2 separate regions of the Homo sapiens genome follow, and region 2 is linked to region 1. The links are chromatin contacts, found by Hi-C or POLR2A ChIA-PET in ENCODE. All regions are on one chromosome and are shown on one strand. The core of a region is the stretch at or near the end of the contact, and the rest is flanking DNA. Distances in the headings are between cores, read along the strand shown. Region 1 holds the start of ADM (adrenomedullin). Region 2 overlaps MICAL2 (microtubule associated monooxygenase, calponin and LIM domain containing 2).

What was found. Hi-C counts contacts between places; a loop is a spot of excess contacts on that map. ChIA-PET counts read pairs that join two places held with the same protein, here RNA polymerase II (POLR2A). Pooled maps may share reads with other maps.
Region 2: a pooled map shows a loop between it and region 1 (3-fold over the local background). The contact joins the enhancer-like site here to the promoter of ADM in region 1. A Hi-C loop is called at or near these places in 1 of 37 single-sample maps with no recorded cell type and 2 of 50 pooled maps. POLR2A ChIA-PET finds 5 or more read pairs at or near these places in 1 of 52 experiments (BJ).

The regions. Positions count from the first base shown.
Region 1 is chr11:10,301,114-10,308,781 of GRCh38, forward strand. ADM (adrenomedullin) reads left to right here and starts at 3,960. Exons shown (of 4, transcript NM_001124.3): 1 at 3,960-4,116; 2 at 4,567-4,685; 3 at 4,836-4,985; 4 at 5,219-6,284. The coding sequence starts at 4,588. The coding sequence ends at 5,528. CAND1.11 (a long non-coding RNA gene) reads left to right here and starts at 7,200. Exons shown (of 4, transcript NR_103765.1): 1 at 7,200-7,560. It also overlaps a transcript of SBF2 not described here. RefSeq lists enhancers at 1,668-1,747, 1,768-1,947, 6,801-7,070 and silencers at 2,872-2,931, 3,422-3,521, 3,702-3,751, 4,432-4,481, 4,502-4,551 and 2 more.
Region 2 is chr11:12,171,093-12,178,760 of GRCh38, forward strand. All of the region lies in intron 3 of MICAL2 (microtubule associated monooxygenase, calponin and LIM domain containing 2), which reads left to right. Among named protein-coding and RNA genes, the nearest start is that of MIR6124, 11 kb to the left of the region's middle. RefSeq lists enhancers at 3,500-3,549, 7,648-7,668. Within about 2 kb of position 3,524, at least 6 of the 41 ENCODE cell types and tissues checked have a DNase peak (open chromatin) inside an H3K27ac peak, as active enhancers do.

The sequences.
Region 1 (7,668 bases), core at 2,710-5,209:
CTCTGGAAAATATTATGCCCTAAAGAGGGAGGTTAACTGTCCTCCTTGCCCTTACCACTATAAACCAGACAGAAATTTAAAATATGGAAACAGTGTTTTTTATTCTGTGTCAGGGTTTTAAACTTGGTCAACCTCCCGGAACTGTATGCCTATTTTATACTTTAATCGGTTTATGTACATGTTCATTTTTCTGGAAAGGATCTATATTTTTATTAGGTCCTTAGAGAAGTCAGAGATCCCAAAAAAGTGCCCTGGGCTTTGTATCCTGCTTTACTTCTCCTTGTAAGTGATCAAATCCACAAGGCTGATTGTGTTCTTTCTCTAAATCACTTTGTGTTATGACTTCAGGATGCATCTTGAACTTTGTTTTCAAGTGAACTTTGTAAACAAGTCCTCAGCTTAAAAGACATTTTGAACTATATTAATAATAAATGCATCATAAAATTTCCTGTTTGATAAAGGAGGCATCTGAGATAATTATGCAATGCACTTAGCTACTCACATTTTAGTTATTCTTATTAATATCATTGATATTTATTATTTTTCAATGCTTCTCTGAAAGACCTGAGTATGGCCACTCTGGCTTTAAGAACTGTGTCCACAGTGCTAGCTGAGAAACCACTACCACATATTTTTTTAAACTCCAAACTTTACTAAGAATCAGGCTTGGATATAGGGCCTAAAAATCATTCAATTGGAATGTGAAGAAGTTGAAACACCATTACGCAAAAACCCTTTAGCATATGTGTATGTGTGTCTCCCTAATGTCAGGATGTACACATTTATTACAGTGGTTTGGAGGTTTATTTGTAATCTGACCTTTTGAAATTCTGGAGCACACAAAAAAAGTAGATCTTCATTAACAAGGATTTTTTTTTCTTTTTCTTTTCTCTTTTCTTGCCAGAAATTTAAAGATGTTTCTTCCTTCACTTCCTTCCTTCCTTGTACTGTCCTTGCTCAACGTGAATCTACAATCACTGCCACTTGAATGGATGCAACTTATGTTAATAAATTGCCAGGATCAGAACTCCCACTGCAGCATTTCCTTCTCCATAGAACCACTGAACCAGAAATGCATTCTAGTGATTTTTTTTTGTCGTTAACGATGATTAATTAAACAAACTCGAGATTTCACGAGAAAAAACATAGATGCCCAGATTTAACAAACTCCTTATCTTTTTTCGACTTAAACCCACGAAGCTTTGGGGAGCACTCTAGCCCCTGCTACTCACCCATGCAAGCGGGGTGCGCGCTCGCGCACACACTCACTCACTCCAAGATAGGGGCTTTCTAGGAAAATACTTTGAGCTGCCAATCCAAGATTTTACTTAAAGAATTGACTTGGTTCTCAAGTGACAGATCTCTAAGTGCCAGAGCGGCAAAGTGCACCAGGCTGATAAAGTGCATGCCAAGACTCTCAGGTGGGAATTCTTGTCACAGCCAAGAGGTTGCTGGCATAGGCACCCGAGGCTGGCAGAGCCTAGCCTCTGAGTCTCCCTACACTCCTGGGCTTGCTTTCCTTTTTGAAGCTGCCTGCAGCTCAAAGAGGAGTTTGAACCAAGGGCACTTGCTTCGCGATCCTCCTGGCAGAGCCACAGCTCAAGTTTCCCCCACGGAATCACGAGCTTTTGTAAAGGGCAGCGAGGAGGCAGCGAGGTGGCAGCGAGGTACAGTCGCAGAGTTCTCTGGAGAACGAACACCCCCGCCGCGCCCCACCCCCCAGGACTGGTGGAGACTGGAAGGAACGAGTCCAGACCACGGGACCTTCCCTGGCCGTGGGCCGACGCCTAGCTGTCCTTGACCTCCCCAGCAGTCGGAGGCGCGCGCGGGAGAAATGAAAGTAAAACCTGTCCTGGCGCGGAACCAAGTGGAAGCTGGCGACAAGTAGGTCGCATCCTCAGAGCGACTGATAGCCAGTCCTGGATCTGCGCGAAGAGCTTGACTCGCAGAGGATAAAGTGAAAGGAAAAGGAAATGGGAGACAAGGGAGAAGAACAATAGTTAGGCTGGGGAGGCTCCTGGTCACCGAGCAGGCGTTCAGTAATAGCTGCTGTCTGCGGTGCAGACGGACTAGTCGCCCGGCCAGGCCACTTCGGTGACTGCCCTGCGCCCAGCCGGGCGGCCGGATCCAGACCAGTGCGCCGCGCTGCACTCCTCTAACCCTCCGCGTCCCAACCCCTTACCAGGGCCAGGGTCAGGGCCCGGAATCTGTCCTCCGTCCTCAGATGGAATTCAGGTCCGCTCAGGTGACTCCTTCCAGGAAGAGTCCTTAAATAACTTCCGCGCGGCCATTTCTTCCCCAGGTGCAATGTCCACTGTTGAGTCCCGAGAGTGAAAAGGCAGCTAAGCCAGCAGTGCGCGGCCCAGACAGACCACTCTGGGCAAGGTCCGCGCGACCCACTGCCCAGCCGCCTTTGCACCGGAGCTCAGAGCCATATGGCAGAGTAGGAAGGAAGCTTAAAGGTCTGCTGGGGACCGGCTCTAAGATGGGGACTCGAGAGATGGGACATGACTCGCCCACCTTCACACAGCGAATTGCCGGGAGGTGAGGACTAGAAGCCTGTTTGGCTAGTGGTCTCGCACCTTTGGCCTCTCCGTCGAGTCGCTGGGCTTCAGGACATTCGATTAGAGGAGTGGTTAGTAGGACCCCAGAAACCCACAAGCACGAAGCAGGAAGCCCCGTGGCTTAGCCTTTCCTTCCCAGTTTGGCCCCCAGGAGAGAAGTAAGAAAGAGAAGAAGCTGTGATGAAAGAGCACAAACGGGTGACAAACGTGTCTAGCGTGATTCATCATGAACAGGCACAAATTCTTTGGGCGGGGGCTAGGACTCTCCTTTGCCCCTTGAGAAGTTGGTGACCCCAGCCTAGAGGAATCCACGCCGCGCCCCAGTCGGCCGTGCTAGCGTGTCGGGCCGAGTAGGGACTCTGCTGCTTCCTACCTGCAGGGTGACTTCCCCTCTCTGCAGATACCTCCCCTCTCTGAGCTTGAATTTTCTACCTGCTGAAATGGGAAAAGGAATGTTACCTTCCTTGCCTGACTCAAGGGTGGCTGTGAAGCTCAAAGTAGACTGGGATGTGGCCGTGCTTGGTAAACTGTAAAATGATTAGCATACGTGAAGCGTTAGTGTGCTCCCTGGCAGTCAGTCCTCACGTTTACGATGGATTAATGAAGGCAGCCAGGCACAATCTCAGGTTATGACCTTATAAGGCATAATAGGATTACAAGGAGGCAAAATGAAACAGTATATTTCCTCCTAATTTTGGTTATTCCTATGTTTCCAAATAGAAATGAAAATTCTGAAATTTCAGATAATTCCCCCCTCCAAATCCCAATTCTCAATTTAGCTTTTCTGAGCCTTGTCCCTACCGTGAAATCTTACTAGCTCACCCCGAAACGCCGGGGTCTTGGTCCTCTGGGGGACTAGTGAGTCCTGCTCCTCTCGGCTTTGCTCCGTCCCTGCCCCGGCCCCTCCGCGGGAGTCTGGGGTCGCGGCCCGGTCAGGCGCCAAGCCGGCAGGGGGGCGCGGTCCACTTGAGGCCACAGCTCCCCAGGTCCAGGGCTCGGGCCATCCGCGCTGTCCCTTCCGCGGGCTCTTGCTGTTCTTCGCCAGGAGGCTTTGCACTCCGGGCCGCATGGGTCCTGGATAAGGACCTCAAGAGGTTGTAGTGGCGCCCCTTCGCTCCGGCGTACTGTCTGAACCCTGTGCCCAAAGAGGGCTGTGGCAGTTCCTGCACCAACCGCCTGGAGCCCATACCTAAGCCCTCTGGGCACGAGGGACCTCCTCTCCCCCGCTCCCCCCTCCCCCCATCCCAACTCCAGCCCCAAAGGAAGCAATGCGCGCGTCCGAGAGCAGGAGCGCGCGTGGCTGAGGAAAGAAAGGGAAGGCAACCGGGCAGCCCAGGCCCCGCCCCGCCGCTCCCCCACCCGTGCGCTTATAAAGCACAGGAACCAGAGCTGGCCACTCAGTGGTTTCTTGGTGACACTGGATAGAACAGCTCAAGCCTTGCCACTTCGGGCTTCTCACTGCAGCTGGGCTTGGACTTCGGAGTTTTGCCATTGCCAGTGGGACGTCTGAGACTTTCTCCTTCAAGTACTTGGCAGATCACTCTCTTAGCAGGTAGGTGCCGCAGACCCTGCGGGTTAAGAGGTGGGGTGGGGGGCAGTGCTTGCCAAGGCCCTAAACTGGGAGCGCTGGGTGAGGGGAACAACCCACTTTGGAGGGTTCTCTGAGAGATAGATACACCCCATATCCTGGGCCCAGCTCGTGCACACAGCTGGAGGTCCAGAGACCCAGTCCCCTCTGCTCCGTCAGCCAAGTTCCAAGAAGTTGAGCAGAGACCCTCTGGGAGCCTGGCGGGGTGCAGCGGCCTCCCCTGCGGGGCCTGTCACCCGGCCGGCGCGTGCAAACGCCTCTGGCGCCTCTCTGCGCGGAGGGAGATAAGCGTCTGAGCCAGGGAAAGCGCGGGCTAAACCCGCCTCGCCGGGGCCCCTGCCCGCCCTCCGTGCCCCGCCCGGGCGGTGCAGCTGGCCCGGGTGCTCACGCTCGACTCTCTTTCTTCTTTTCCAGGGTCTGCGCTTCGCAGCCGGGATGAAGCTGGTTTCCGTCGCCCTGATGTACCTGGGTTCGCTCGCCTTCCTAGGCGCTGACACCGCTCGGTTGGATGTCGCGTCGGAGTTTCGAAAGAAGTGAGTCCGGGCAGCGCCTTCCCCCTTGCTGGTACCTGGCAGGCAAGGGGAACTGACCGTTGGTCCCGAAGGTCTAGAAGTGAATGGGAGCAGGGACAGGCCTGGGCGTCACCTGAACGCACGCGAATCGGGTCTGCTTGTGTTTTCCAGGTGGAATAAGTGGGCTCTGAGTCGTGGGAAGAGGGAACTGCGGATGTCCAGCAGCTACCCCACCGGGCTCGCTGACGTGAAGGCCGGGCCTGCCCAGACCCTTATTCGGCCCCAGGACATGAAGGGTGCCTCTCGAAGCCCCGAAGACAGGTAACTACGCCCTGTGCTGTCCAGGGACGGGAGGGAAGGAAGGTGTGCGGGAGGAGTTCTCTGTCTCCACTCCCCTGGCCCGGGGGATCGTCGGGGCTGGACCGCAGCTCAGATGGCGCGAGCAGTTTCCAGCTCCCTCTGGCTCTAGAATGGCTCCCGTTCCCGGTGTTGGGGCCAAAGCTCTGCTTGATGGGGTCTCAAGTTGCCTTTCTTCCCCCTCCCCCCGCCCGCAGCAGTCCGGATGCCGCCCGCATCCGAGTCAAGCGCTACCGCCAGAGCATGAACAACTTCCAGGGCCTCCGGAGCTTTGGCTGCCGCTTCGGGACGTGCACGGTGCAGAAGCTGGCACACCAGATCTACCAGTTCACAGATAAGGACAAGGACAACGTCGCCCCCAGGAGCAAGATCAGCCCCCAGGGCTACGGCCGCCGGCGCCGGCGCTCCCTGCCCGAGGCCGGCCCGGGTCGGACTCTGGTGTCTTCTAAGCCACAAGCACACGGGGCTCCAGCCCCCCCGAGTGGAAGTGCTCCCCACTTTCTTTAGGATTTAGGCGCCCATGGTACAAGGAATAGTCGCGCAAGCATCCCGCTGGTGCCTCCCGGGACGAAGGACTTCCCGAGCGGTGTGGGGACCGGGCTCTGACAGCCCTGCGGAGACCCTGAGTCCGGGAGGCACCGTCCGGCGGCGAGCTCTGGCTTTGCAAGGGCCCCTCCTTCTGGGGGCTTCGCTTCCTTAGCCTTGCTCAGGTGCAAGTGCCCCAGGGGGCGGGGTGCAGAAGAATCCGAGTGTTTGCCAGGCTTAAGGAGAGGAGAAACTGAGAAATGAATGCTGAGACCCCCGGAGCAGGGGTCTGAGCCACAGCCGTGCTCGCCCACAAACTGATTTCTCACGGCGTGTCACCCCACCAGGGCGCAAGCCTCACTATTACTTGAACTTTCCAAAACCTAAAGAGGAAAAGTGCAATGCGTGTTGTACATACAGAGGTAACTATCAATATTTAAGTTTGTTGCTGTCAAGATTTTTTTTGTAACTTCAAATATAGAGATATTTTTGTACGTTATATATTGTATTAAGGGCATTTTAAAAGCAATTATATTGTCCTCCCCTATTTTAAGACGTGAATGTCTCAGCGAGGTGTAAAGTTGTTCGCCGCGTGGAATGTGAGTGTGTTTGTGTGCATGAAAGAGAAAGACTGATTACCTCCTGTGTGGAAGAAGGAAACACCGAGTCTCTGTATAATCTATTTACATAAAATGGGTGATATGCGAACAGCAAACCAATAAACTGTCTCAATGCTGATTCATTCTCTCGGCTCGGCTCTCACGTCTAGGAAGGGAGGGTGCCCTGGTCCCGGCCCGCCCAGGAGCCTTGGGGTCCCGCCGCCGGGCTTGGGAAGGTGGGACAGCGGCGCGTGCAGGTGCTGGCCCTACTCTGAGCGGGCTGAGCTGTCACGAGCTCTGTTCTCTGTGTGGGGCGCGCAGAACACGTGTCCTGGGTGCGAATCAGGGCTTCGCGGAGACGCCCGAGGTCACCGCCTGGCGTGGCGGCCGGCGGGGGGTGGGTAGGGGGAGCCCTAGTGGGTTGGCGAGCCTGGACTCTCGGGTTGCGCAACGGAGTCCTAGATTTATAGGGTTGCTCACAGAACCCGGCGCGAAAGCGAGCTTCGAAGAGTTGGGGTGGTCTCTGAGGCCTTCTAAGAGAGGCGTTCCCCCTGCCTGCCGCGGTTGTTAAAGTTCCAAGCCGCCCTAGCAATGCGTGGGGACACCTCCGGAAAACCCAGTAACCCCTAGTAACCCCGGGTCTGCCCGGGCCTGAGCGCCCGCGGGCCGCTGGCTCATGGGCGAGGCTGTAGCGCCCCCTGCAGGCAGCTGAGACAGGCCCAGCGCCGCCAAGCAGTACGTGCGGTTTAATAAGTTCTCCTACGTGGGAGTCAGCACACAGCCTTAATGAAAGAGGAAAGAAAGAAAAAAAAAAAGAGAGAAAGAAACAGTTTGCAGATGCCAACCAGGGCCGTCCTCCTACACCCCCCAGACCTGCACCGCGGCTCCCTGTTCTGGGACAGTGACTCAGCGCCCACACGCTGCGCTGCGTGCAGCTGCCGGCTGGAGGCGGGCAGGACGGACGTGCCGGCGGAACCGTGAGCCTCCGACGGCCTGAGACCTTCATTGTTCCGCCTCCCCTAGCCGCTCACCTCTTCCTTCCTCCTTCCCAAGCCTTTTTTCATTTTTTTCTTCACTTTTCTCCAGCCTTCCTCTCTCTCTCTCCTTCCTTCCTCCTTGCTTTCTTTATATGCCTTATCTTCTGAGAAGGTTGACCCCAGTTCCGGCGATAGACGGACACTAAGCCCCCCTTGAGTGACTAGAAAGGCAGGGGACATAGGAACAGTTAGGACATAAGGGAAGAGTAAAGAGAGGGACCCCTGATTTTGATTTCAGGGTGCCCTGTTTGTCTCATCCAATATCCTGAAGACCCAAGATGGAGACCAGCTACTTGTCCCTTCCAAAAAGCTTCCCTGGCCTTAATGTCAGTGCTTGTAGGTGATCTCAGAAACCTCCCTGGTGAAGAAAACCTGAAGGTGAGTTTGGAGAATGGAAATGTTTCCAGGGTAGCCTACGGCCTTCTGGGGCTTTTGCACATTACAGGGTCCCCTCCGAGGGGCTAGGATGTTTAGTTTCTTGCAGAA
Region 2 (7,668 bases), core at 2,274-4,773, 1.9 Mb after region 1:
CCTGCAGGGTGGGGATGGTGGCCACAGCCCTGTCTGGCCCTTGACTAGCATCTGGCTGCCCGTGGAGCTTTCAAAAGAGACGGGAAGTTAGCCAATAGGCTTGTGAAGCTGGAAGACTGAGCCTCCCTTTTCTTGGAGAAAAAAAGAAAACCCTCTTGCAGCTCCTGGCCCACCCAGGGTTGTACAAGGCCCTAGGGAGTCTCTGGCCAGGATTATCCAAATAAATGTGTATCTCTGGGCAGGGAGAAAGGAAACCATGAAGCAGTTTAACGCTCTCCTTCCCAGACTAAAAGGTAAACCCTGGCTTCCCTCTTCCTTGCTCACTGGAGACTCTTGTTCTGCTTTGTTTTTTTCCCACAATTAAAAATATCTTGGCAATCAGTGTATTCCTTGACCAGATAATTGTCCCACTTGATGTGAATGTATCTGTCTATCTCCTACTCAACAGGGTGGAGTACCAGGTTCAGTTCAGCCTCCTGCCACAGGGAAGGTCCTGGGCAGTTCACTGAGCCTGATTCTCAGGTTGTTCTCCTGCGCTGAATTTGTAAGAGTGCATTCAGCTGCAGGTAATTGAGATGCTGACCAGAGGCGAAAACAAATAGGGGCTTATGTTTTTAAGGAGAAGTGAGGAGAGAGGCAGTGGCTGGAGGTTCAGTAGCTATATTCTCTGATTCTCTAGGCCAGTGCCGCCCAAAAGAAATATAATGTAAGCCCATATATAATGTTAAACTTTCTATTAGCCACATTTTAGAAATATAAAGACGTGTTGAAATTGTAATAATATATTTTATTTAACCTAATATATCCACACTATTTCAACATGTAGTAAATATAAAAAATGATTACTGAGATATTTTGCTTTTTGTATATTACATTTTTGAAATACTGTGTATTTTACAGCTCATCTCAGTTAAGTCTAGCCACACATCAAGTGCTTACTAGCCACATGTGGCTAGCGGCTGTCAAATTGGACTGTGCAGTTTTCCTCATGCTTGTCACCTTGTAGTCACAAGGTGGCTGCTGCAGCTCCAGCCATCACATTTGCTTTCAAAGCAGGAAGAAGGTAGATGGGGTTGCTCTAGCTACATACATCTCTTTATCACGCAGGCAAAAGTGTTCCCAGAAACTCTGCTAAAATGTAAGCTCCATGGGCACAGGAATTTTTGCCTATATGTTCTCGGCTGATTCCCCAGCACCTAGGAAAATGCCTGACACATAACATGTATTTGTCTCAGGTTGAGTTCTTCAAATGCAGATGCTTAGTAGGTGTTTGGAGTGCAGGGTGTTCATCAGCAGTCAACACCTGTGAAAGGAATGGGGAAGACGATGATTGAGCTGAGGAAGAAGTCAAATTGTGTACAAGAGAATCAAATGTCTGCAGGTTCAAGCAATTAGGTCTCTTCCTACTTGGCCTTTCAGTAAATGAGTTTTGCAAGAAACAAGGTGGGAGACATCATGGTTCTCAGTTGATATTAGTGTTGTAGGACTTTCTCCTCAGTTCAGGTAAAAGCAGGGTTCTTGTCACATGGCCATGAAAGATTAGGCTCAAAGACACTTTGAAGGGTGAGAAAAATGGAATGTATTGGGTGAAAAGGAAGAAAAAAAAACTCAGCAAACTGAGAGAGGCTCCTATTAACAGGCCCCCATCTCACACATTGAATCCCAGGTACCACCCAGAACAGGAGAGGTCAGTCTCCTCCCCCTGCTAATGGTGCAAACTTCCCGAGGCCCCGCCCCATCCTCCCAGTGCACAGGCAGGTCAGAGGTTCTCTGGAGATCTCTTTATACTTGGCTGTCTCCTTAGGATGGTCAGCCATAAGCTACCAGCTCTCCATGTAACATGTACTAACATATATCCCGATACAAATATTGAAATATATAACATACATAGTTATAGAAATATATACTTAAGAGAAGTTGTAAATATAGTATATACATATATTTTTATGTATTATAATTATATTACATTAAAAAGTTACTCATTTCAAACTTCTATGCAGCTTCTTAGAAAGATAAACCGAGTCTATTATAATTTCAGAGGCTGCTCAGAGCCTTTGGCTCTATGTGACAGATTTCACTGCAACCTGGCGTATTCTACACCTCCTGCTATCGGTCTTACAGTCTTAAGAGATGTAAATACAGGGTAGCGAGCTATACCAAAGGGTGGTCTATGGGAAATCTGCAGTGGAAAGATTTTATTCTCAGGACCCTTTCTGCAGGGGACAGCTGTCAAAATCTGAGGAATATATAGGGGGAGATGTTTTTTAAGTTCAAATCTACAAGACTTAAGTCCAGGGGAAGTTTCATGTCCCCTTCCAGCCAAGGAGAACATGCTCATGTTTACTTGCAGCTGCCTGTTGCTCCTCTCTAGCTTTAAGAGAATGAGCTCTTGCATTTACTCTTTGCCCCTGGCATTCCCAATGTGTCTTTTTAAATTGTGGTAAAATATGTTTAACAAATTTGTCATCTCAACCATTTCTAGGTGTACAATTAATTCAGCGGCATTAATTACATTCTGGATGACGTACAACCATCACCGCTTCCTGTTTCCAAGATTTTTCCTCACTCCAAATAGAAACTTTGTGACCATTATGCAAAAACTCCCTGTTCCCTTCTTCCCTCAGCCCCTGCTACCCTCTCATCTTTTTGTTTGTGTAAATTTGTTTGTAATATTTCATGTAAGTGGAATCATATTGTCTTTGTCTTTTTGTGTTTGGTTTATTTCACTTAGCATAATATTTTTGAGGTTTGTCCACATGGTAGCATGTGTTGGAATTTCATTCTTTTCTTTTTCAATCTTAAAAATATATTTAACCAAATATATCCAAATTATTATTATTTCAGCATGTAATCACTGTGAAATTATTTAAAGCTATTTTACATTTTTTCGTACTGAGTTTTTGAAATCTGGTGTGTGTTTTATAGAGCATCTCAATTCAGATGCTAAATTTTAGTCAGAAATACTTAATCTGTATTTAAATTTTATAAAACTTACAGTTGAAAAAAGTAGATTTACATATCCAAGTTATTCCAGTCATAATTAAAACTTTTCCAGTAACTGAATTGAGTTTGAGGTTTTTTTCAAGCAAAATGTGGTAAAATATACATAACATAAAATTTTAACCATTTTAAAATGTATAATTTGGTATCATGAAGTACATTTACATTGTGGTACACCCATTACTATCATTCATCTCCAGAAGGTTTTCCATCTTGCAAAAATGAAACTCTGTACCCATAATCAGTCACTCCCCTCTCCTCCCCACCCCCACCCCCAGCCCCTGCCTACCACCATTCTACTTTCTGTCTCTAGAGTTTAACTATTAGGTACCTCGTTTAAGTGGAATTATACAGTATTTGTGGCTGGCTTATTCACTTGGCCTGATGTCCTCAAGGTTCATCTGTGACATATGCCAGAATTTCCTTCTTTTTAGGACTGAATAATATTCTATCCTATGTATGTACTGCATATGTTTATCCATTCATCCAGTGAGGAACCCTTGTTTTTTTTTTTCTGCTTTTTGGCTAAGATGAATAATGTGGTGATGAACACTGACGTGCAAGTATCAGTTTGAGTCTTTGTTTTCAGTTATTTTAGGTATATACCAGGAGTGGAATTGCTGAGTCATATGCTAATTCAACTTTTTGAGGAACCACCAAACTGTTTCCATTTACCCTTATATTTTAAATTGCCATCCCTGAGTTAAACTTTTCGCAATTATTAATTCATTCAAAAAATCATTTTCAGCCAGGCATGGTGGCTCACTCCTGTACTCCCAGTGCTTTGGGAGGCCAAGGTGAGTAGATTGCTTTAGCTCAGGAGATTGAGACCAGCCTGGACAACATGGCAAAATGCCATTTCTACAAAAAAATACAAAAAAGTAGTCTGGTGTGGTGGAATGCACCTGTAGTCCCAGCTACTTGGGAGGCTGAGATGGGAGGATCGCTTGAGCCTGGGAGATCAAGGCTGTAGCAAGATGAGATGACACATCTGCATTCCAGCCTGGGCAACAGAGTAAGACTCTGCTTAAAAAAAAAAAATCATTTTAAGTGCCTGCTACATGCCAGGTGCTAGGGACATAGCAGTAAAGAAAACAGACAAACCGAGCACGATGGCTCACGTCTGTAATCCCAGCACTTTGGGAAGCTGAGGCATGCAAATCACCTGAGGTCAGAAGTTCGAGACCAGCCTGGCCAACATGGTGAAACCCTGTCTCTACTAAAAATACAAAAATTAGCCAGGCGTGGTGGTGGGTGCCTGTAATCCCAGCTACTCAGGAGGCTAAGGCAGGAAAACTGCTTGAACCCAGGAGGTGGAGGTTGCAGTGAGCCGAGATTGCGCCACTCCACTCCAGCCCGGGCAACAGAGCAAGACTCTGGGTCGAAAACAAAAAAAAGAAAACAGACAAAATCCTTGTCCTCTTGGAGTTTATGTTCTTATCAGTGAGAGAGAGAGAGAAAGAGAGAGACAATAAACAAATGTGTGGGGAGTCTGTGTGTGTGTGTGTGTGTATGTCAGGTGTGTGTATATCCTAGGTAGAAGATACAGCAGGGCAGGGAGAGGAGAGTAGGTTGCTGTTTGATATAGGATGTCCTGGGAAGGCTTCTAGAAGATGGTGACATTTGAGCAGAGACCTAAAGGAGCAAGGTGATGAGTGTGCAGTTCTTAGAGGGGAGTGAATGCTAGGCAAAGGAGCAGCAGGTACAGAGGTGCTGACGCAAGTGTGCTCAGGATGTTGTGGAAACAGCAAGGAGACCTATGTAGCTGGAAGGAGGCAGGCTGGGGGTGGTAAGAGATGGGCCAGAGAGAGAGTGGGGTTGGGCCTTGGAACCCTTGAAAGGACTTGGGCTTTTACTCTGCATGAGATGCAAAGCCACAGGAGGCTTTGAGTGGAAAGTGACATGACTTCCTCAGGTAAGGAACTGTGAAATCTTGGGGATGAAAAACGTAAAGGAAGACTAGGGTCTCTCCTATCTGTGAGTCACGACCATCTCAGGCCTAAGGAATGTATTACATCCTGTGCTCATCATGTCTTAGAGGAGCTGCTCACTCTCTCACCACAAACCAGCAGATCAGGGACAGGCTGAAACCAGCCTCACTGCGAAGGTTAGGGCAGACTTGGCCATTCTGATTTAAAGTCTTTTTGGAAGAAAAAACCTTCCTGAATACCCATGACACTTAACACTACCCATGACTTATTGTGTGATCTTGTATCTTGGAGCCTCTGATTCTTCACCTATGAAATGAGAGTAATAATAATGATAGTTGTTATCTCATAGGGCTGGGGTAAAGGCTATGTGAGAAAACACATGTAAAACATATTAAGTGCCCAGCAACCGTTAATCGCCTCCTTCTACTTCTTGAACTATCCCCTTGCCTTTTGTGACACAACTTTTTTTAACATAAAATTGACCATTTTAACCATCTTTAAGTGCACAGTTCAGTGGCAATACATTTTTGTGCAGCCATCACCAACATTCATCCCCAGAACTTTTTTCATCTTGTAAAACTGAAACTCTACCCATTCAACAATAGCTGACAATTCTCCCCTCCCCTCAGCCTTTGGCAACCACCATTCTTTCTGTCTCTATGAATTTGATTACCGAAGTATCTCATATGAGTGGAATAATATAGTATTTGTCCTTTTGTGACTGTCTTATTTCCCTTAGCATAATGTCTTCAAGGTTCATCCATGTCGTAATGTATGTCTGAATTTCCTTCTTTTTTATGGCTGAATAATATTCCATTGTATATATAGACCACATTTTTGTATCTGTTCACTCATCAATGGACACAGGTTACTACTAACTTTCGGCTATTGTGAATAATGCCACTATGGATATACGTATCTATTTCTTCATGATCTATGGATATACGTATCTATTTCTTCATGATCATGCTTTAATTCTTTTGGGTATGTGGTATACCCAGAAGTGAAATTACTGGGTCAAATGGTAATTCTATTTTTACTTTTTTGAGGAACTGTCCTATTGTTTTCAAGTAGTTGTACCATTTTATATTCCTACTAGCAATGTCCAAGGGTTGAATTTTCTCCACATCCTCATCATACTTATTTTTTGTTTTTTATAGTAGGCATCCTAATGGGTGTGAGGTGGCATCTCATGATTTTGATTGGGATTTCCCTAATGATTAGTGATGTTGAGCATCTTTTCCTGTGCTTATTGTCCACTCATAAGTCTTCTTTAGAGAAATGTTTATTCCAGTCCTTTGCCCATTTTCGAATCAGGTTTTTTGTTTTGTTTTTATTGACTTTTAAGAGTTCTCTGTATATTCTGGATACTAACTCTTTGCCAGATATGGGATTTGGAAATATTTTCTCTCATTCTGTGGGTTATCTTTCTATTGTGTTGATAGTGTTCTTTGTTGCACAAAAGTTTTAAATTTTGATGAAGTCAAATTTGTCTATTTTTCCATTTGTTTCCTGTGGCTTTGGTGTCATATCCAAGAAATCCTGACCAAATTACTGTCATGAAGCTTTTGCCCTACATTTTCTTCTAGGAGTTTTTAGTTTCAGCTCTTTCAATTAGGTCTTTCATCCATTTTGATTAATTTTTGTATATGGGGTGAGGTACAGGTATGGCACAACTTTTCTGATTAATTTTTAAGAGTCTTATGCTTTATTTTTCTTTTCTGTAGTACATATTTGGTGTCTGAGGTTTGTCTCCAACTCCTTTTGTTTCTGTGAGGCCTGCTTTCTCAGGAAATCTCAGTTATATTTGCCTGTCACCCTCATGAAGATGACTCTCCACATTTCTATTTCTGGCCTGTACCTCTCTCTTGAGCCCCATGACCCCGTTGAAGTAATCTGATATTGTGAAATATATATATTTGGTCTTCTCCCCTTGGAATCTCCAGGGTGATAAGAGTGTCTTTTGCATGCTGATAAGATGCTTGGTGGCTGGCAGCCCATAGGCAGCTTCAGGATGAAGGCTGCTGCCTGAAAGGCCAAGCCAGTTTCCAGGGAGGAGAGAAGGGCTGAAGGTTAATTCGCTCATCAATGGCCAATGATTTCATCAACTGTGCCTACATGATGAAGCTGCCATTAAGACCCAAAAGGACTGGGTTCAGGGATCTTCCACTAGCTGAACACGTGGCAGTGACTGAAGGGAGGTGTGCTCAGAGAAGACATGGAAGCTGCTGACAAAAAACAAAGAACAAAAAAACCCCAACTTTTGTAAAATGTTTGAAGAGGTTTATTCTGAGCTAAATAAGAGTAACCATGGCCCGTGACACAGCCTCAGGAGGTCCTGAGAACATGTGCCCAAAGTAATTGGGTTATAGCTTGGTTTTGTACATTTTGGAGAGACAGAAATTATAGGCAAAGACATGAATCAATACATGTAAGGTATGGGGGTGGGGGGCAGGCATGGGGGCTTCCAGGACATAGGTGGATTCAAAGATTTTCTGATTGGCAATTGGTTGAAAGAGTTAAGCTTTGCCTGAAGAGTTTAAGTTGGCATAAAGAAATGTTTGAGTTAAGAAAAAAGGGGTTGTGGAAGCTAAGATTCGTGTTACCTAAATGAAGCCTCCAAGTAACAGGAGACTAGATGGTCTCCTTAAGAGAAACTAGATGGTAAATGTCTCTCATCAGACGGTATTATTATTATTACTATTTTTTTTTTTTTGAGACAGTATCTCGCTCTGTT